Linked DNA regions of Homo sapiens: region 2 is linked to region 1. Evidence: chromatin loops called from intact Hi-C (ENCODE). Cell type or tissue: dorsolateral prefrontal cortex. All regions are shown on one strand. Links, peaks and the distances in the headings refer to the core of each region. The heading gives the core; the rest is flanking DNA. Region 1 holds the start of ROBO2 (roundabout guidance receptor 2). Region 2 has its middle 450 kb from the start of LINC02077.

Evidence for each region. Peaks named below come from ENCODE experiments on the same cell type or tissue, not always from the same donor. Only the 100,000 strongest peaks of a DNase experiment are listed, where the experiment ranks them.
Region 2: it touches region 1 in a loop (5-fold over the local background); 2 of 110 quality-filtered maps call a loop at or near these places.

The regions. Positions count from the first base shown.
Region 1 is chr3:77,038,395-77,049,933 of GRCh38, forward strand. ROBO2 (roundabout guidance receptor 2) reads left to right here and starts at 1,705. Exons shown (of 28, transcript NM_001395656.1): 1 at 1,705-2,452. The coding sequence starts at 2,392. In dorsolateral prefrontal cortex, for the core only: a CTCF peak has its summit at 4,725; no DNase peak of the experiment used is centred there; H3K4me3 peaks cover 2,956 bases; H3K27ac peaks cover 411 bases.
Region 2 is chr3:78,492,194-78,503,732 of GRCh38, forward strand. No RefSeq gene overlaps it. Among named protein-coding and RNA genes, the nearest start is that of LINC02077, 450 kb to the left of the region's middle. In dorsolateral prefrontal cortex, for the core only: no CTCF peak of the experiment used is centred there; a DNase peak (open chromatin) is centred at 4,978; H3K27ac peaks cover 1,000 bases.

The sequences.
Region 1 (11,539 bases), core at 1,723-9,722:
GTCCTAATGTCTCTTCTAATTGCTTGAATGTCGCTGACCTTTTTTTAAAAGAACACACAGCGCCCATAATATGCAAGGGAGACCTAAGTTAAGTAGCAGCACCAAAACGTATCCACCAAACAAAGGCTCTTCCTCAGACGGCCCCTTCTGGAGAGAACCTTTCCTAATATTTTCCAGTAGGGGGAACTAAAGACTCACCATCCAGCATTTAGCTCGGCTCGGGGACCTGCGTGAGTTCCTATAAGCCGCCTTCTCATCATCTGAACAAGCATCAAACGGCTACCAGCGAGCCTGTGATCACACGTGGGCCCGGCCGCACCGGGGCACCGCCGACACCGGCACCCCTTTGATCTAACGTGACCTTCCTTCATCATCCCCGGTCCTGAATGGCATCCTTTGGTAGTCTTGGTCTTAATTTTCAGAGTTTTGTCGTCTTTGGGCTGAAATTCGGCTTCTTTTTGAGCTTCCATGAGCTCAGCTGGGCTTTCGGCTTTCCACACCCAGAGCCTATGTTTACCGAATTTCCTTCTGGAGGTGCTGGTCCCTGGAGGGTAAAGACTTCGGGGATCCCCCTCCCCCAAGCTCTGTGATCCCCGCTTCCCCGTCCTTAGCATCTTCTGTGGAACTCCCTCGCCCTGCGCGATCGCGCATCAAACTCATCGTGGAGGGGTCAAAAGGCAACTGAGTAACATAAGAGGGGCTGCCTCCCCTTCCTCCTTCCCTTGGGGATGCCGCAGGGGGCCATAGATCTTGGCTAAAATGAGCCGCTGGAGGTTAGAGAATTCTGCCCCCTCCTTTTTCTCCCCCTTGTGCTTTTGAATCATATAGGAAGCATCTACACACAACCTTTCCAGTCCAAAAGGTGCTTCTATTTCCTTTCCTTTCCTTTCCTTCCTCCTACTCGGCTTCTCATCTGGCTAAAAGGTGAAGAGTGAGTGAGTGTGTGATTTTAACGCGTAATGAGGCTGCGCCCTGGGTCCTGGAGGCTGATCTTTTTCAAGAAAGCGCGTGCAGCTCCGGCAGACGGAGGGATGAATAATTAGGAAGGGCTTCCATGAAATCACTCACGGAGAAAATTACCTGCCCATTAAACGGGACGCGGCGAGGAGCAGGAGCCTGGAGCCCACCTATCCCCTCCCGAGGCGGGAAGGAGTGGGCACCCGGGGGCGCGGAGAAGGGGAAGGAGTCGCCCGGTGGCCTCGGCCCTCGGCAGCCGGCGGGGCTCTCCGAATTTGTTCATCTCCGTCCCCCCGGGGACTCTCGGCTCTCCAGGACCCCTCCCCACTCCCCAGCGGGCGGGTGGCCGAGTCCGGAGGTTCAGGGCTCCGCGCGCCCCTCCTCGCCCCCGCCCCTCCCCGGGCCGACTCCAGGCAGCTCTCATTCCTCCCCTCCCCTCCCGCCTCCTCGCCTTCCCTCCTAGAAGTCCTTCCACCCGCGGCAGCTGCCGGAGGAAGCGGACGCTCTGCTGCGAGGCTGCGGGGGCTGGACCCGGGCGAGGGGCCTCAGCGCGCCTGGCGCTGGACTGAGCGCTCCCTTTCTCCGCCGCGCCCGGGCTGGGCTCTCACGCCCGTCTCTGCTCGCGCCCGCAGCCGCCTGGTGCACTATCCTCAGAGGCGGCACCGCGGGGGTGTCTGCAGCCTCGGCCTCCGCCCGGCCCCTCCCTCCCTCCCTCCCTCCCTCGCTCCTTCCCTGCCTCCCTCACCACGTAGGAGTTCGGATTCTCCACCCGAATCGTCCTGATTTCCCTTCTCCTCTCTTTTGGAAACCGGAGAGGTGGAGGGAGGGCAACACCGCTGCAAAGGAGAGGCCCGCCAAGTCTGCCCGCCTGCAAAGTGTTGCTTTGACACATTCTTATTATGGAAGTTAAGTAAAAATATAGACATATTAAAAAATAACTCCGGACGTGGAGCTGCTACGGAGAAGGAAACCGGGGGAAAGAAAACCAGTAGGCAGGCCAATGGTTTTTCGGCAGCGCGCTGGCAAGTTTGTGGAACACTTTCTAGGAATTAGGTCTTTTCCTCCCCCTTCATCATCTTGACTTCTGAAGGAAGAACTTGGCTTTGGATTGCAGTGGAGCCTAAGGAGAGAGGGTTAGACACACTCGAATAATCCCTCTGGCTGGGCTGAATTTGTGGGAATTTAGGAAGCCAGAGTGCTGGAAATACAGCAGCCTTTGAAGTACCCTCTGTTAATTTGGATGGATCTCAGTGTGCCCCGTTCGAGACCTCTCCACCAACCCCTTCTGATCTTGCGATTTGCTCTTCTTGACTTTAATTAGTATCTAGGAAAGTCTAAACTTTGGACCTACCTCTTTTTTTGATACTCATTTTTGTACTTTTGCTCTCTGGGATTGGTTTCTTAAAGAATCTGGATCCTTTTTAATATGTCAAAATGAGTCTGCTGATGTTTACACAACTACTGCTCTGTGGATTTTTATATGTTCGGGTTGATGGTAAGTTAAAAATGCTTTCATCTTTTTTTGCGCCCCCCACCCCCCAATCCCCCAAAACCATTTCTTTTTGAATTTGATGTGGGTTATAAATGAAATGACATTATGTCTGTTAGTCCGTTTTGGCCCGGCACGGGCTCCTTGGGGGCAGAGGTTTTATTTAAGTCTTTTGTTTCTAAACTGCTGTAAGTGGAATGTGTTGGTAGTCACCTATTGTTGTTATTGTTGTAATTTACTTCACTAATTAAGGAGTTGGATAATAAATGATTGGGCTCCCAGTTTTGTTAGAAAAAGAAATATTACAGTCAATCTCCTGCAAGAGCCTAATACTATTGTGCCTGCTCTCTATTTGATGTTTGCTCTTGTGTCTGAACTTTGGCTGAGACATTCAAGTGAAGAAATACAGTAATAGACACTCTAAGGAAGGTTCAGTGGGTTAGGAATTTGAGACTGAGATCAATGTGTATCACCTGTGTGCCAGTGAATGCTCTCCTAGCGTTAAATCGAATGAAGAATTTAGATCCTAGGGAGAAAACTGTCAAAAGTGAGACTGGGCGAGGCTCCACGAAGGGGGAAGCATCAGCTATGGGCTGGCCACAGGAGTAGAACACTTAGCTCAGTCCCCAGTGGGCAAACACAATGGGGACCTTAAACAGGTGCTGGAGGTGTCTCCCTCTAGGTTGAGTCAGTCTGTCAAGCCCACAGCATTCTGCCTCTGATTCTCTTGTCTTTTGTTCCGATTTGGTTTACTGGGATATTTTCACAGGATGTCAATTTCTTGTGCGACTATTGCAAAATCCTTTTTTGTGGTTCTTTTGAATGAAGAGTGGAAATAATCATTAACATGCTTTTTGGTTTGTATTCAAAAGAAAAAAGTTAAAAGAATATTTGCTGTTAACCTTCTAGAGGCTTTAATTTTTATATCGATGGAAACAACTGGTATAAGGGAGTACTAGATATTTTTTTTTTCTAACTGGATTGCAGTACTTTAGGTTTTTAGTTACTTTCTGTACTTGTAAAGAACCTAAAGGGTATTAGTCTAACTGTTTGAGCCATCACAATAGCTTGTTGCCACATAAACTTTCCTCCAGCATTTGCATTGTGGATGAATTCATTATTTGGGACACTGCCTATTTTGGCCCATCTGAGTAGCTAACTTTGTTCCTGGCAGCTACTGCTGCATAGAGCCCAATGTATTGGACTCAAAAAGGAAGGCTTTCTATAAACATGAGGCAATACAGAGGAGTTTACCTACTGTCAAGTGGCTGTTTTCAATCATGGACTACATGAGTACCTTTGCCCCCCAGCGATAGTGAGGGAGGGATGCGTGTGTGTGCACTGCTTCTCTCTTTTACCAGTCTAAGCAGTAGATGTTTAAGATTTAATTATTGTGAATTATACTATGGCAACATCTCTAATTATTTTTCATGCATTTATTTTTCAGTACATTAAAATACGTGTACATTACCGTAACAAAATAGGTTTACCTATTTGTCCCAGGTGTGTTTGATTTTCATGATAAGAAGAATTTGGTATAACTTTTAAAAGAATATGTCCTCATAAATCATGAATTTACATATCTCAACAGAAATGCATGTGTAAACTATACATTAGACTACAAAATTATCACCAAGGGTTTTTTTATATAAGCGTTTTTAAATCAGTGTGTTGCTAGGAGGAATACAATTAAATTGCTCAGTGGAAGTGACAGGAAATCAGAAGAGCTTGGTGTTACAGAATGTAATTAATATACCAGGGTGTTTGGAGATATATGAAACAAATGCAATTAACCAGCTTGCTGGAGCAGCAGTAGTAAGACACCATTTCTGTCTGCCTTCCCTCCCTCCCTCCTTTCATTCCTCCCTCCCTTCTTTCTCTCCGTTTTATTCCTCTCTCCCTTCTTTCCTTCCTTCTCTCCCACACCACCCTTCTCCTGCCCCCAAAGACAACCTAGAACCTTTGTTCTGATTTAACATTGTAGGATAAGGGGGCAGTTTGTGTCTGGGCCACAATTATGCAGCAGAACTCATAGTAATGTAGTGAAAAATGCCAAAATTGAGGAGTTGACACTGAAAAGGCAATATTAAATTTTTGTGTGTGTGAAACTAGTTTTGTATTTAGCATCTGCTGTGTCAAAAGCAAAGGAAACCCTGGACACTCTTACTAAATTAATATGTAAATCATACGTTTGACATTGGATTGCCTTTGGATACTTCAGAATGACAGTTTCTCCACGGGGATGGTTGAAAATTTGGGATGTGGAGAACACTGCCCTCTAGGCTGTTTCAGCACTTTGAGACTCAGTGTTCACATATATAGTGAAGAGGTTGGTTTGTAGGTTCTCTAAGCTTTGTTACTCTTCCAGGATTCTATGATTTCTATTTACTTATTCTTCTTAGAGGTGTGTGCTTATACTCCACATGAATTTCAAATGTACAGAAGCCTGTACCATTTCAAAGATATACTGACCATCCTTGTGCTAGACACAGATATTAATTTTATTCAGTGACAAATGATACATATATTTGCATTGATATTTGCTTGGTGGGTTATTTATATGTGCATTTTTATAGTATATGAAAAATGGTAGCGTTTTGCCACCTCATAGAAGCTATCTGCTAATATTATTTATAATTTTTCAGTATTGTGTCCCTGTAGCAATCCATAGAGAGCAAATATTAAGTTAGTTGAGAAATGTAGATAAACTTTTCTATTTGGGATGTAAATAATGGTTTTCTTATTGATGCAGATTAATCACATCTAGACTTTTCTGTATGATCATATAGGAGAATGTATGTTAAGGTTAGCCTTTGTTTTCCAGCTTTTCTTTATTTTTGAATAAGAATAGGGTTTTGCAGTCATTTATGGGAAATTAATATGAACTATGGCAACACTTTTAAATTACATCTATATGCCATATATTACATCAATCTGATAATTTTATAATACTTGTGAAAAGGTGTTTTAAAATGAGAATGTTTTTCTCATCTTTACCCTTTAACTATTCTTAAATGAAAGTGGCACACATGATATTAGGGGAGATAAATATAGTAAAGATAATGTATGTGCATAGTGCAGATGTAGAATCTCATAGAGGTTTATACATGTTGCTAAAGTGCTCTTTTTCAGTAATGGGCTTATTATCATAGCCATATGTAGTCTATTTCAGAATTTAAATTATATATAAGTAACCTGAAATGTGTTTTTGAAGCTATGCAGTAATACCATGTTTGAATTGGCTTTGTTTGAATAACCTTTGATGCTACGCAACATGTGGACCATAAAAAAAAAGGATTTCTTAGAACATTAAGCAAAAATATTGTAAAAAAAAAAAGTAATGATTATATAAAAAGAGCAGTTCTGGCCATCTCATCCCTGAGCAGCTTGTATAAAATAGCATGTTTGACGATAAAAATATAGATATGTAAGCACATTGTATAAGTTGGGATACATACATAGCAATGAAGGGAGCTGATGTATGTGGGATGTGTGTGTGCCTAGTAATATCTGCTGAAATAGTTCCGGCAGTCTACAGGAGGTACATTTACTTCCCATGTGCAATTTGGTTTTCGAAGAGTATTAGAAAAAAAGATTATCATCTTATTTACTATTTCTCCTTTTTCTCCTTTTTTTCCTCCTTCTCCTCTCCTTCTCTTTCTTCTTCTCATTCATCGTCTCTTTCCTTTTCTTATTCTCCTCCTCTTTTTTTCTTTTTTGGATCTAATGAAAGGAATTAGAGAAACACTTGAAGAGTGAAGAAGATAGGTGAGGGTGTTTCTTGAATGATAATTTAGAAAATCTGCATTTAAAGGAAAAATGTGAATAATATTTTACCTTTAGGTATATCCAACTGGGATTTTGACTTTCTCACTTTTACCCCACAATACTATATATAGCTTTATGCAAAATGTTTTGCACGGATCCTATCATTTTCCAGTTTACACAAGTAAAAGTCGTCATATCTGAGTTCAAGCAAACAGTGGAGATTTATAGAGTGCCATTTTACAGATTTATTTCTAAAGAAAAGTATTGCTGTATTTCTTAAAGGTTCTCCAGGTATAGATCTATCAACCTAAATCAATACATTGGCATAGATATTGCTTTTCTCCTTCTTCTCTTCTTTTTTTTTCCATGTGTGCCTTTATTAGCTGAGCCACTACTTGAGGGTTTAAGGTCTTTGTGAGGGGCTTGGAACACCCAATGTTGGGGGAGGGAGGCGGGCGGTAGGGAAAGTATCTGAAAGGACTTCCTGAGCCAGCTGTAGGCTTTTCTTCTTCTTGTAAAAGAATTACTATATAAAGAATGAAGGAATGATTATAAACTCTTTTTAAAAATAAATACCTATCAACTCTACTGTTTTAGTAGTGTGTTATACAATGATAGAAGCATATAGCATCTAGGGTAGCATGCTTACCCAGAATACTTGACTCAACACAGTGTTGGAGTAACGGAGGCCTCAATCCTTAGTGTTTTCTCCTCCATTTGCAGCCAATCCTTAGGCTCTTTCATCTAATCACATGAGGTTTAAATACATGTTTGGATTGATAATTCTAAAATTGCCCTAATCATTGCATGGAGGGATATAAGATCCATCAGCACAGAACTTGGCTGTTGTATATACTGTTGATCTCCAGTGCTTGCATCAGTGCTTGACATACTCACCTGACTACTTGACGTCTTTGCTTCATGTCCAATGAGAATGTACAAAACTCAAGCCTAAGACAGAATCTTCTCTTTCTAGCCATTCCCATCACAGTAAATGGCTTCCACCATTCATAGGCTTTTTCATGACCCCCAATGAGGAACCATTTTTCACTTGTTCTCACAACTTGTATTCAACTTGTTCTCAGAATTGTGCAACCATCACTACAATCTAACTTTAAAATGTTCTTAATTACCCAAGAAAGAAACTATGTAGCTTGTTCCACCATCCCTCCACCAACCACAAGAAATCACCACTCTACTTCTGCCTCTGTGGATTTGTCTTTTCTGGACATTTTATATATAAATGCAATCATACAATATATGATGTCATTTTGTGACTAGCTTCTTTTCTTTAGCGTAATGTTTTTAAGGGTCATCCGTGTCATAGCATATGCATCAGTACATCATTCTTTTTTATTGCCAAACAATATTCCTTATCATCTATCCTTTGGTTTACTAGTTGATGAACATTTAAGTTATTTCCATTTTTGGCTATTATAGATATTGCTGCTTTGAACATCCACGTACTAACTTTTGTGTGAACATATGTCTTCATTTAACCTGGGATGGAAATGCTGGGTTGTATGTTTAGTCTGTGTTTCACATTTTGAGGAACTGCAAGACTATTTTCCAAAGCAGCTGTGCTACTTTACATTGCCATTAGCAATATATGAAGTAGATATTTTCTTTTAATTGATCATGGAAAGAAAGAGTCGAAGGGCCTTATGAGTTGGGTATGATGTTTTGAAGTGAAACAATTTTATATTATACTAATCTGTCTCAAATCCCCAATAGTCCTGATTTCTAATCCCTTCAGTGGTTGTTGTCTTCTAAGTCTTCCTCAGTTGCCTCGTAAAACTTTACAAAGATAGTACCTCAGTTGAACTTGTCACTTTTAGCAGAGATCTCAGCAATAGTAAATATAAATCATAGAATGATAGCATCTCGGAGCCATTATGAATATTTGCAGCTATATTGCACAACTCTCTTATTGGTTGGGCACATGGAGAACTGAAGCTTAGAGATTTTATGTGCCTTGTCACAGATCCCATTGCTACTTAGTGGTAGAGCAGAAACTAGACTCCAGGGATGCTTCATCTCTGTACCAGGCTTCTGCCTATGAGAGACTGTTTCTGGATTCTTAGCCCTGGAACTCCTTAACAAGAATTCCAGGCTCTTGTTACTGAAAATGACCAGCTATTTTCTGAAGAGTCCATGAGAAAATGAGCTTGAATATGTTTAGGTTATTCCTTTGATTCAACACATGCATATTGACAACATAACTTGCTTGGCTCTGTGAAGAACATGCTGACCTGTGAAAATATTCCCACATTCAAGGAAGTCATGACTTGGTAGGGAAGGTACCAAATGTTCAAGTCACTAGAATAAAAAAAGTAGTGTCTGATAAGTAAGAAGTTTGAAGGTGTACACAGTATAGTCTTGAGAACTCAGAGAAGGAATAGGTGATTTCCAGCTGGTACAATCTGGGAAGGGTCAACACCAAATGGGTCTCTTAACCTGGACCTTAGAGGAAGAGTGGGATTTTGGTGGGCAAAAAGATTGGAAATTGAATTCCAGGAAAAGAAGTAACCAGAAAAATGGCATGAAGATGACAAAGGGGTGCTAAGGAAATGGCAAGAAGTCTAGATTGATTGCAACATAGTTTGCCTGTAAGGAAGAAGGATAAGATGGTTATTGAAAGACTACTGAGCAATCACTACTGAATGAGTATGAACAAGTAATTTAACCTTTTTATGCCTCAGTGTCCTTACCTGTAAAATGGGCATGGTAATAATGTATATCTCATACAGTTATAATGAGAAATAAAATAGTTTTAAAAATATAACGATATATAGGCAGGGCATGGTGGCTCACGCCTGTAATCCCAGCACTTTGGGAGGGTGAGGTGTGTGGATCACCTGAGGTCAGGAGTTCAAGACCAGCCTGGCCAACATGGTGAAACCCCCTCTCTATTTAAAAAAAATACAAAAATTGGCTGAGCATGGTGGCAGGTGCCTGTAATCCCAGCTACTCAGGAGGCTGAGGCAGGAGAATCATTTGAACCCAGGAGGTGGAGGTTGCAGTGCCAAAATTGTGCCATTATACTCCAGCCTAGGCAACGGGCAAAACTCCGTCTCAAAAAAATATATATAATGATATATATAAATAAATAAATATATATATAAAATAAAGATGTATATAAAGATATATATGGGCTGGGCGCGGTGGCTCACGCCTGTAATCCCAGCACTTTGGGAGGCTGAGGCAGGTGGATCACGAGGTCAGGAGGTCGAGACTATCCTGGCTAATACGGCGAAACCCTGTCTCTACTAAAAATACAAAAAAATAATTAGCCGGGTGTGGTGGCGGGCGCCTGTAGTCCCAGCTACTTGGGAGGCTGAGGCAGGAGAATGGCTTGAACCTGGGAGGTGGAACTGGCAGTGAGCCGAGATCGCGCCACTGCACTCCAGCCTCGGCGACAGAGTGAGACTCCGTCTCAAAAAAAAAGATATATATGATGCCATGAACAGTGTACTTTATAAATGCCACTCAAGCATAACTTATTGTTATAATTAGTAGTATTTTTATTAGATTATTATTCCCTGCCTAGTATGAACAAGGAAAATAACTAGAAGAGGACTTTGCTATCAGACTAATTATGGACTACAATTGGGGTGCATGTTAGGACAATTTTAATAAGATTTTTCAGCTGTGAGTCTTCAGGTGACTGATTAAGAATTTTTGTTGCCTCTTAAGGGAACTTATCGGTGGCCTCGCCTACACAGCTGTGACAGTTGTGCTATGACATGTGTGTTTCCATTGCATCATAAGCTGATTACAAAACACATGTGATTCCCAAGTGAAAGGTGCGACGAATGAAGATAGTAAACAAGAGAGGAATCACACAAATGGCAATTTGTTAGCAAGTAGACCATGCTTGTGTAAGCCTGCATTTTGGTTCATGTTGGCTGATTTACATTTCATCCTGGATAATTTTTACCTGGTGCTTTGATATAACGTACTGTGGAGATAAATCTTGTGTAAGACAAACTAAATAAACACTTTGAGAACCGAAGACCTAAGTAAAAATTAACATTTGGTATCCACTCACTAATTCGTTTTCTAGATAGCCCCCTTAGCTTCCCTTCATTTAGTATAAGACATTGAATCTAATAACTTTTTATAATTATCCATTAGTTACATTTGCACAATGAGTAGTTATGCATATCAGAAAGGATAGCCTGAATAAAACAATATCATTACTATTGTGGAAGTGACATACCTTTGGTGACCAGATCTCTGGACTGCACTGTTAGCTTCCCTAGTGGATTGTTAATTGTTCTAATTGCCTTAGAACCTTACCAAAAATGGTTTCATTTGACTGTGTAATTTCCAAGGTCTCCATGAACCTTAGGTTTTATTATCCCAAGTACTTCTGTTTAATGTTCCAACATTTATTGTTATATCTGAGAATTTTTAAAGAAGAAAATTTAGCCTGGGCTCGGCGCAGTGGCTCACCCCTGCAATCCTAACAATTTGGGAGGCTGAAGCTGAAGGATCGCTTGAGCCTAGGTGTTTGAGACCAGCCTGGGCAACATAGTGAAACCCTGTCTCTACAAAAAAGAAAAAAAGTTAGCTGGGCATGGTGGTGTCCACTTGTGGTCTCAGATACTTGGGAGGCTGAGATGAGAGGATTCCTTGAGCCCAGGAGGTTGAGGCTGCAGCGAGCCATGATTACACCACTGCACTTTTGCCTGGGTGACAGAGGCCCCGTCTCCACACACACACTCACACAAATTTAGGCTTGAAAAGAATTATCCAAAACCATAAACATCCATCTTTAAAAACAATAACAGTCTATTGTCTAATATGCATGTAGCATATCTGTGTTTTGGTGTGGGTTCAATGATATGGCTATGGATATGCATGACAGCCAAAATTAACTAGTCTTATGATTCACATCCACTCTCATTCATTAATGACCAGTGGTACTTAGGCTTTCCTTATCAATAAATGGAATTTTAAAAATTTAATACTAAGGAGACAATAGTCTTAGGTCAATGTGCTTAGTTTCTGGCCACTATAACTAGAACCATATGCAACATGGAAATTTTAGCTCAGGAGAGGGGGTTAACAGCCACTTTTTAATTTCTGTTGTAAGGATTGATGTGGGATCTCTTTCCCTAGACTTTGGTTCCAAGCTTTTTGGAAATGAGCTGGAGAACATGGAATATAACTCAACTATCCCACTGAAAGGCTTTTCAAGTTTAAGCAAGGAACACCCAGTTGAAACCAGACTGGAATTTAAGGGATTTGGACCAAACCTCTGCAGCACTTATAACCAATTAAAATGTTCATAAGTGTGATTCAAAAAGGGAGAATTTT
Region 2 (11,539 bases), core at 1,585-9,584, 1.5 Mb after region 1:
ACTACCATCAGGGTGAACAGGCAACCTACAAAATGGGAGAAAATTTTCGCAACCTACTCATCTGACTAAGGGCTAATATCCAGAATCTACAATGAACTCAAACAAATTTACAAGAAAAAAACAAACAACCCCATCAAAAAGTGGGCAAAGGATATGAACAGACACTTCTCAAAAGAAGACATTTATGCAGCCAAAAGACACATGAAAAAATGCTCATCATCCCTGGCCTTCAGAGAAATGCAAATCAAAACCACAATGAGATACCATCTCACACCAGTTAGAATGGCGATCATTAAAAAGTCAGGAAACAACAGGTGCTGGAGAGGATGCGGAGAAATAGGAGCACTTTTACACTGTTGGTGGGACTGTAAACTAGTTCAACCATTGTGGAAGTCGGTGTGGCGATTCCTCAGGGATCTAGAACTAGAAATACCATTTGACCCAGCCATCCCATTACTGGGTATATACCCAAAGGACTTTAAATCATGCTGCTGTAAAGCCACATGCACACATATGTTTATTGTGGCACTATTAACAATAGCAAAGACTTGGAACCAACCCAAATGTCCAACAATGATAGACTGGATTAAGAAAATGTGGCACATATACACCATGGAATACTATGCAGCCAGAAAAAATGATGAGTTCATGTCCTTTGTAGGGACATGGATGAAATTGGAAATCATCATTCTCAGTAAACTATCGCAGGGACAAAAAACCAAACACCGCATGTTCTCACTCACAGGTGGGAATTAAACAATGAGAACACATGGACACAGGAAGGGGAACATCACACTCTGGGGACTGTTGTGGGGTGGGGGAAGGGGGGAGGGATAGCATTAGGAGATATACCTAATGCTAAATAACGAGTTAATGGATGCAGCACAGCAGCATGGCACATGTATACATATGTAACTAACCTGCACATTGTGCACATGTACCCTAAAACTTAATGTATAATAATAATAAAAAAAAGAAGAAAAAAAAAGAATGCAGAAGATAGAATCACGAGAATAGAAAAATAGTGCATACCAACAGGACAATGTTGACTTGCTCTAGGAAAGAGGTCATACTTACACTATTACCTACAATTTTATTAATTTTGCGATAATTAAATGTCATTTTGCAAGACTTAAAAAAAAAAGTAATTCACCGAGATGGATACAAATGAACAAGGAAAATATGAAAAAAGTGCTCCACCTTATTGGATATAAAAATGTCTATGCAGAAAACAGTGAAACACCCCTTTTATCTATCAGATTATCAAAGATTAAAAAATTGATTTTTTTCAGATACACCCAAGATACTAATAAAAGTGTAAAAGATACAGATTTCTCAAAACAATCTGAACTTTTATATTAAAATTTTAAATAAATATGTTGACAAATTAATTTTCCTTCCACGGATTTGTAGAAAATGATAGAATAATATAGAGAGAGATGCTCATTGAGTATTGTGAAAGCAACAATAAATTTTAAATAATCCATATGATCATCAACACGACTTGGTTAAATAAAATGCAGTATCCTCTCTCTGTAACACGGAATACTACACATTATTACAAATTAGGAGAAGAGATAAGCTAGATCCAGATCTGTAAACTCAAAATATATTAATATTATTTAGTAAGTCATTTTTGAACTAGCATGTATTTCATAATCCCATTTATAAAAATATATATGTATGTTCATGTATAGATACGCTTTCAAAGTTCAGAATATATATTTTTTCAGGCTTAACTGTAGCTATTTTTTAAAGATCGGGAGAGTATTAGTGGCAGGGAGTACAGGTAACATCTGAAGGGGATTTTCACTTTTTGCATAAATCTCTATAGTTAATTTTTTAAAATAGGCAGATACAATAATGACTTAAAGATATTATTATTTTGGAAAAATAAATATCAATCCAGTAGCCTAATGAAAACTAAGAAAAAGCCGTTTTGGGAGAATGCATACAATCAGCCTTTGTGAAAACAGAAAAGGATTTAGAATCACATACTGGGTTAGAATCGTTATTCTACCACATACAAGTTGTGCAGATCTAGAAATTTATTTAAATCCTCTGATTTTCGGAGAATTTACAGTGTACACAGCAATAATACTACCCACGTCAGAGAGATGAGAGGATTACAGAAGTCAGTAGCTATAAAATGTACCACAGGTGTTCAAGAAAGGCTGGTTTCCTTATTTTTAATGTGATATGATCTAATGTACTCATTAAATATTCAAATAATTAGAAGATTTTCTAAATATCTAAATTATACCCAAGAAATGTCTGAATAATGCACTGGAACTTTCTTAGATTGCCATGCTTTAGCTGCTAGACAAGGACATCACCTTACAATGTAGCATTTTGATATTTCGAGACCTGCATCCAGAAAATGGAATCCAAGAAAGGTAACCTTATAGTGAAATCTATCTATACAAATGGCATTAGGCACAGTCCTAATGGGCGGAGAAATGTTATTAAATTTTCACAAGCTGAATATGAATAAAGCTGATATCAAAACTATAAAAAATATAACAAAGAATGAAACCGTTTATCTTTTACATGGACACATGCCCTGTTCCTGCTGTTGCCCGTAAGCAGGCAGCATACACTGGTACAGGTGGCCCTTTATAATTGTGTGCATAAAATAACTGAGTCATTTTCTGATTGGTAAATAATATGCAATGTCAGACTCTCCACACCATCTGTGTCACTCACCACCACAGTTTTCTGCAAAACAGCCAGCAGCACAAGCCCAGCACCTCATTGTTGGAGAAGTCACAGGAAGAAGTACTTGGCATCCTTCGCAAAACTTAAATCTGTTCACAGTATTGAACCTGACATATGCCCCAAAGCAGAACGTGTATGCTACCCTAATGATCTCTCCTGCTGTTTTATAATCAGAGACATAGATGGAGGGAAGGCTGCCATTTTTTCATTTGGCACTGGTCAGCCTCCTGGACTGTCTTTTTGGCCAACAAAAAAAACCCTCATATTTAGGAGAGCTAATATGCAGATTACTGAACACAACCATGTTGCTATTTTCATCACAATTTCCGAGATGTAAGATTTGTGCTTATTGCAAAATCCTTGCTCCAGCTTTCTTCAATTTGGGGGATTCTTCTTCCACATCACATGAAGGAAGAGTTGTTAACTGCCAATCATTTGTCTTGACAGTTTAGACAGGCTCCTTGAAGTTTGAGAGAGCCTAGGTGGTACTTGCCTTGTCAACTTCTCTTTTCATTGAAGGAAAGGAGCACTGAGTCAGAGGGCATATGTTGGCTTCAATCTCAACAAGTCTGGTACTGACAGAAGCTAAAAGTCATGGCCTCAGCATGCACCACGCAGGGAAAATCCTGGAAAGACTTCTCCTTCCATCCTTCTTTTTTGTTGTTTCCTTTCATATTATTCACAATGAGCCCTATCCATATGGTGGTAGTGCCAGATCCAGGAGATATTAGGTTTTGCCAAATCTCTTCTAGACTAAGGCTTTCACATTATCCTTTGGTACTAAAATTAGCTAAAAAATTAACATGCTTTGAGGACCTCATGATTTCCATAGAAACACACACACACACACACACACACACACACACACAAAATGTAATTCAATAGAGAAAAACTCGGAATTTTCACACTGACTTTTAAAAGTAATTCACACAAAAATAATATAATTCTAAATTATAAGTAGATTTCATAAGCAAAACCAACAGCTAAATGCAACTGATCATCTAGATGCAAGCAAATCTGAAAAACCACACAAGGCACATATATCATACTATAACAAAGCTGTCATAAACAGGCTTGCTTGAGGATCACTATTCACTTTTTTATAGTGATAAGAGTAAATGTCATGATTATTATATTAATCCATCTAATGCTGAACATGATTTGAAGTCTGTTCCTAGAGATAACTATAAAAATATGATATCTAAAAAAAAGTGTCATGATATCACTGTACAGAATTCCATGTTTATTATCAATGAAATGTAGACTAATCCAAGCACAGGTAAGAAAATAAAGTTAAAGCTGCAATTATAAACTTAAAATGATATACACAGAAAAAAAATTTTATAGCTCTTTCCAAATAGACATATTTGTAAACATAAATGTAATATCACACTAGTTATTTCACACTTAAATTTGCTCCATAGTATTACATTTTTTCCATGTAAATTAGTAAAAGATGATATCCAGAAAGTACACACTTTAAAGACAATTTATTAGGCTCACTCTGATCTCTACCAGCCTGCGGCGGTGTGTCCTTGAACGTAGTTTTCTGAACATTTAGCTTCTATATTCTTATTTTTTCACTGGATTCCTAGAATCTGGTTGCTGTTATTTTGTGTTTGTGTGTTTGAGAGGTAGTTCTCCCCAGTGCCTTTTATTTAATGAATGATTCACCAAGTGTCAGGTGCTAACTGGGTCCAGATTCTACACTGTCCACTTCTCTGACAGTTAGTTATGGCTGTTCGTGATCTCCTGCTGTTCCTATCCTGCAGGCAAGTATCTGAGGGTGTTGTGTAGTCTTTGTTAAGACGCAGAGGGAACGTAGCACCCTCAGTGTTTTATTGCATACTGAAACAGCTCTTACTGTATACTGGCACACAACCAAAAAATTTTTGAGGAGATCAAGATACAGGGACCTGTATGTAAATCCTGTGTGATACAGGAGTAAAGAAGACCCATCGACGGAAAGGAGTGGGTGGAAAAGGATTTGACTCCCCTGATTACTTATAATAGCAGGTGAGGTCATTAGCCCCCACAGTACTTGTTTGAAACCTAAACAGGTACAGCAACTCACCATTAGAATCAATCCATTACTGAATTAGAAATATGACTGAATTTAGCAACAAATTTGTGCCAACATTACTTCTAGCAGCAGTAGGTTTTCAGCAGCAGATTGGCACCGTGACAGAGTCCATAATTTTCACAGTATGTGTTTCATAATTTGTCATGCACACTCTGATTGCTTGGCATATTGGCAGAGTCCACAGCGCTCTCTAAATGTCACCAAACGCATTTGAGGATTTGTCATGCATGGTCTGAGCAAGTGACACAACACAGCAGAGTGGCCACGTTCAGAGCTGATTTTTGCACTCCCTCTAAGTGAGTGCTCTTGAGCTCAGCCACCAGTGATGAGGGCCTGGTGGGAGCTGCACAGCCCTTCTCTTGGAGCTGCTGATTTTTAATTCTGTGTCAAGTGATCATATGGATGCTGCCAGGAGAAAATACTATTACACTGCAGGTGTGACATGCATAGTACAGAGATTCTTGCCTGATAATATTCTTTTCAAATCATGCCTTGTAGTGTACTTAACATTTTTTTTTCACATAGACTCAAAGAGCATTTCGCAAATTAGGAGTAAGAAGTAGGAGAGTAATAAATATGAATAGAGGGTGGAGAAAGCTATATTATAAGAAACTCCTCAGTTAAGAGATCAAAAGACGAGATATCTTGGCTGATTTTAACAGAAAGGTAAAGAATTGTTGGGATCAGAGAATCCTGAGTTTGTCGTAATAACATCTGGTTTCTGTAGAAACAGCTTCTGAGTTTAGGCAAACCATCCTTTTTATTTATTTATTTATTTATTTATTTTTTTGGCCTCAGTTAATGAGGAGGTTGGATGAGAGCTCCTCTTTGGATCTATGTGTTCCATTGTTCTAAAACAGGAGCATGAGTTTATTAATATCTTTTAGTCATCTGACCTGTTTTCCTGCAATGATTGCATAATGATTTTCCAGTATTTAGTAAAAGCTTCAAGAGCTACATCTGCTGGAAGCTTTTAGTTGTCTGGGATTCCAGTCATTATCTTATCACTTTTATTCACTGTCTTTTAGGGGGAGAAAGAAAATTAGTCTCTTTTGTACATTTGGGTCCCGTGGATGCACCTGTTACTATGAAATCTGTTTGATGATAAATAACTCACATATGCTCAAGAGCGTTGTCTTGACATGTGCAGGGAAAGACCTTCACAGACATATGTTGTAAAAAGCATTCACTGTGACTTTGTATTTGCTCATGGATCAGTGAAAGTAGAAGAGGACTTGGAGGCTAACAAAGACTATAGAGGCAGGGAGGGAAGCTGAGGTTTTTACTGGGAAATTTTTTGAGAGATCCACCGTCAGATCTGCACTTAGATACAATACACAAAAATTCCAGATATGGAAGCACACAGACATACACTACTCACAAACATATACCTATTAGCCAAAGATACAATATATAAAAAGTGTTGTGAACCATGTGGAATTTTTTATTCGAAAAAATACAGAAAACTAGGGTCATTTTAAAAAGAGATATAGCTTTACCGAGAAAAAAAGTATTGCCTCCTCTGAAAAGGCCTCTAAAAATTATATTTATTGAAAATGTTTATTCTAATTTTTCTGTGATCAACTTTATTGGGGCAAAGAGAATCATCACCATTCTTCCTTGATTTCTAGGGGAAGAAAAGGTTGTTTTTCCACTAGCACTTTTATGTGGAAAATTTTCTACCATTTACATACATTGCCAACCCCTTACTATAAACCAGGTGACCACTAAACCTTATATATTCAAATCTCACCACAGCACACATGAGCAAGTGGGGAATTGATTAGGTTCTATTATTTTTTTCCCCTAGTGTCTGATAAAAATTGGATTTCTTTTGAAATTCTATTAGAGTGATTTGTGTAACTGATTCTGTGCCTTATATAGTGAAGTTTGGAAATTGTTTTGTTCTGATCATTAAAGGTTCAATTTTATTATTCTAGAATGCATCCCATTTTATTTTCCAAATATCTTTCAAAATTATATCCCAAAGTAGAAAACTAATACCTTTCATATAGATACAGATGCTTTACATATGCAGGTAGTGAACTACTTATAAATAATATTGAGCTTAGTGTACTCAAAAAGGGTTCAAAACTTTTCGTGCAACAAATATCTAACCTAATCTCTTCTCTGAGATGTCATCCTCATAAAATGTTTATGAATGCACCAAAATCAATCTGCAGCTTCTGCTCAATTGGCCACACAAAGCCCTCACACTCGTAAAGATCTTCCTTTTTAAAATAGCTTTACTGAAATGTCATAAAGATCTTTTCATATGCATTTATGAAAGATACCCATCTTCAGTTTTGCCTTAAATATACATGCATTCACATACACATAAACATGCCGGTCTAAAATTATTTGGTCAATAAATTAATAAGTTGAAGTATTTGCTTGAACTGAAATACGTGCTTTAAATTTCTTATCATTTCCTCAATTCAAGTCACCTAGAAAAATGAACAGATAGAAAATAAAAAGCCAAAAAAGACAATAATAAGCCTCATTCAATTGAAATGAAGCAAAGTATTTCATGTTCTAAGCTGTCAATCTAATTAATTCTCAAGAGGATATTAGTGTGTAACCATTACTAACAATTTGATAACTTTGGGGGCTTGTTTGGTTTGGTTTGGTTTTTTGTAAAGGCAACAAAAGTCTGCATTAGTTTTTTACCTATGTTCTTTTCAGTCCATTCACAATTGTTTGTTTACCTTTTTTTTTTTCAGTTTGGAAAGTTTATTTTATTTTTATATATATATATATTTATTATACTTTAAGTTCTAGGGTACATGTGCACAACATGCAGGTTTGTTACATATGTATACATGTGCCATGTTGGTGTGCTGCACCCATTAACTCATTTACCTTTCTATAACTACTTGGTGTTCACATGCAAACACACACAGTTTTACTCCTGTCCTATTTTCCTGTGATTTCTCACTTGCATTAGAGGACTGTAAAATGAGTTCCTTTATTTAGTGCAGTTTCCTTAACCAGAATTGTATTAGCTCATCTCTTGCATTAGCTTTAGAAATCTAAACTTTTGTTTAGTTTTTTCTTTTTTTTTTTTGTATTGAAAACTCATTACCTGGATAAAAAAGCTAATACAAACTTTATTTGTCAGAGCCATGCTACCTTCCATCACTACAGAAACAAATTTTTTACAATAAAAATCACTTCTAGAAAGATAAGCAATAGGCCGGGCGCGGTGGCTCACGCCTGTAATCCCAGCACTTTGGGAGGCCCAGGCGGGTGGATCATGAGGTCAGGAGATCGAGACCATCCCGGCTAACAAGGTGAAACCCCGTCTCTACTAAAAATACAAAAAATTAGCCGGGCGCGGTGGCGGGCGCCTGTAGTCCCAGCTACTCGGGAGGCTGAGGCAGGAGAATGGCGTGAACCCGGGAAGCGGAGCTTGCAGTGAGCCGAGATTGCGCCACTGCAGTCCGCAGTCCGGCCTGGGCGACATAGCGAGACTCCGTCTCAAAAAAAAAAAAAAAAAAAAAGAAAGAAAGATAAGCAATAGCCTGCATTAAGAAGCAAAAGGGAGCCGCCAGGCGCGGTGGCTCATGCCTGTAATCCCAGCACTTTGAGAGGCCGAGGCAGGCGGATCACGAGGTCACGAGATCGAGACCAGCCTGACCAACATGGTGAAACCCCGTCTCTACTAAAAATACAAAAATTAGCTGGGCGTGGTGGCACATGCCTGTAATCCCAGCTACTCGGGAGGTTGAGGCAGGAGAATTGCTTGAACCTGGGAAGTGGAGGTTGCCGTGAGCCGAGATCATGCCACTGCACTCCAGCCTGGTGATGGAGTGAGACTCCGTCTCAAAAAAAAAAAAAAAAAAAAACAAAAGCAAAAGGGAGCCTACAACTTCCTAAAACCTCCCAGCAATAATCACAAAATCACTTTATAGTATAATGTTGCTATGGTTTGCATATGGATTGTTTGGTCCCACTAAGTCTCATATTGAAATCTGATCCCAGTGTTGGAGGTGAGGCATAATGGGAGGTGTTTGGGTCATGGGGGTGGATTCCTTGTGAATGGCTTGGTGCCATCCTCGTGGTAATGAATGAGTTCTCTTCTGGTTCTCACAAGACTTCCCCAAAGAACTGGATGTTAAAAAGAATCTGGCACCTCTCACCTCTCTCTCTCTCTCACTTCCTCTCTAGCCATGTGATCTCTGCACACTGGCTCCCCTTTACCTTCTGCCGTGAGTGGAAGCAGCCTGAGGCCCTCATCAGAAGCAGATGTTGGTGCCATGCTTCTTGTACAGCCTGCAGAACTGCGAGCCAAAGAAACCTGTTTTTTTCATAGATTACCCAGCCTCAGGTATTCTTTTATAGAAACAGAAATGGACTAAGGCAAACATTCTGAGTTTTCAGATAGCAGTTTGCCTACCAAGATAGATTTTTCTCAGAGCAGAGTGTGAACTCTGAGAGCTTTTGTCAACTTTTCACACAAACTGCAGTTGCAACATCCATTAAAATCATGGGTCTTTCCATTGAGAGTGACACATTAAAGTGACATCATGCATTTTCAGAAGGGATCAGGAAATTATACATTTCTTCTTATGCAAATTACCAGAGAAGCTGAGAAAAAAAACACAAATTGAAGATAAATTTTAAGGGCTTTCTGAATCTTAGTCAATAATTGTTAGTCTTCTTTTACTTTGCAATGTAAACAAGGTTTACAAGGTTTTTGCTTTCATGAAGCTTATGTGTTCATGAGGAGACATACAATAAACAAATTGTCAATTTATGTATGTATGAATATAGATGCAAATATGATACATATATTGTATATATACACATGCACATACAGATATACACATATCTACCAATGTATATCATATGTATGCATATCTATTGTGTGCATATGCATGGGGATTGTATACCAGACAGCAGCAAATGATTTGCAAAAAAAAATTAAATGAACAACGGGAAATAACACATGCTTTTTTTTTTTTTTTTTTTGCAGAAAGCATATCTCATGTACTACACGGAGGGAGCAGTGAGAAACTATGGGAAAGGCAAAGGCCATCTTGCTCCTTCAATGGGCCTTCTCTGTTCATCTTTGTGGCAGGATGCCTATTGGAAGTCAACAGAAAGCTACTCTTTCTCTTTTCCCTTTTATTCTGCCTTCAGAGAGCAGAAATTGTTTCACTCTTTCTTGCAATTGAAGATTCACTATTCCCAGCGTTTTCCAAACCTACATCCCATTTCTGCCTTCTATGACCATTTCAGTGGCAAACTTGTGGAAGGTGAATCAGGTATCACTGGCCTGCCACCCACTTCATTAAATGTGTCACTATTCCTTTTAATATTCTGAGTGAAATCATTCTAGCAAATGACAAACTGTGAAGATGGCACATATATTAGCTTAAAAGAAAATAATGTTATCACAAATTATATTCAATATACAATTAATACAGTCAAATGTTTATTAGCTACTGCAGTTAGTGATACTTGTATTTAGCCAAGGCGAACTCTTCTGTTCCCAGTAGAGAACAACTTTTGTACTGTAATGGTAAACAAACACTATTGCTGATCTCTCCAACACTTAATACTAGTTCACGTCAAAAGGAAGAATCTATTACCATTTAACTTACCTATTCCTATTTTAAATTAGTATTAGAAAGATGATTTTATCTTAAGCCAAATCATCTTCAGCAGTGCATCTTGCGCTGCTCCAGATTCCACTAGAGAAGGTAGAGGAAACTCCTGCTGTAACCACCTTCATACAAATACTTTCACTGCTGATGGCCTAGATGGCTACTTTTCTGGATTACCAAGGGCATACTAGAAATCTCCACCTCCCTTACCACAGGTATCTTGAACGCAATGTAACCACAACAAATCCATTATCATTTTCCCCCAAAGTCCTCCTTCTCTACATTTCTTTTCTCAGTCAATGGACCAGCATTTATCAAGTTACCCAAGCCTTATACACTCACTCAGTCAGCCCCCAATACCAATTGCTTCTATCCCCTTAAGTCAACTCACAAGTACTCTCTCATCACATCTACATTTTGCAGCACTGTGGGTTTCCCACCTAATACTCATTCCCTTTATCCTTCTAAGTGAACCATGATTTTATTCAGGTAGAAGTTCATATGCTTCAAGAAAGGCTCAGTTTCTTTCTAGGCCCTAGAGTGTGGGTCTTGATTTATCCAAACCAGCACTATACAATGGGAATTGCTGTAATGATGGAAATGATTTATAATCTGCTGTGTTCAATATGGTAGGCACTATGTGTGACTATTAAGCATCTGATTTGTGACAAGAGCAAATGATGCACAGAATTTTTAATTGTATGTAATTTTATCTAATTTAAATCTAAATAGTCACATGTGACTAATGACTGCTTTATCAGACAGTGCGTATACCGATCAGGGTGTTTCCTTATCAATCACCAATGACTCATGCAGGAATGGACATTTGACAGAATTTTGGCTAAGTTAGACATGAGAAGGAGCCTGACAGAGAACTTCTGGCAAACTTCTCCCTCTTCAAAAGAGATAAAGAATGGGACATTCTTCTGTTCTCTAGGTGTTGTGTAAAGACAAGAGAGTTAGAGCTTTTATAGGCATCTTAAATCCATGAGGAGACAATCCTCAGGACAAATGACTGACTACCTACTGAGGAGATACAAGAAAAAAATGGAAATAATCTGAGTCCTCAATCACATCTAAAATAAGCTGCTGAATTAACAGCATTGCCATCTCTCTTCTGAAATTA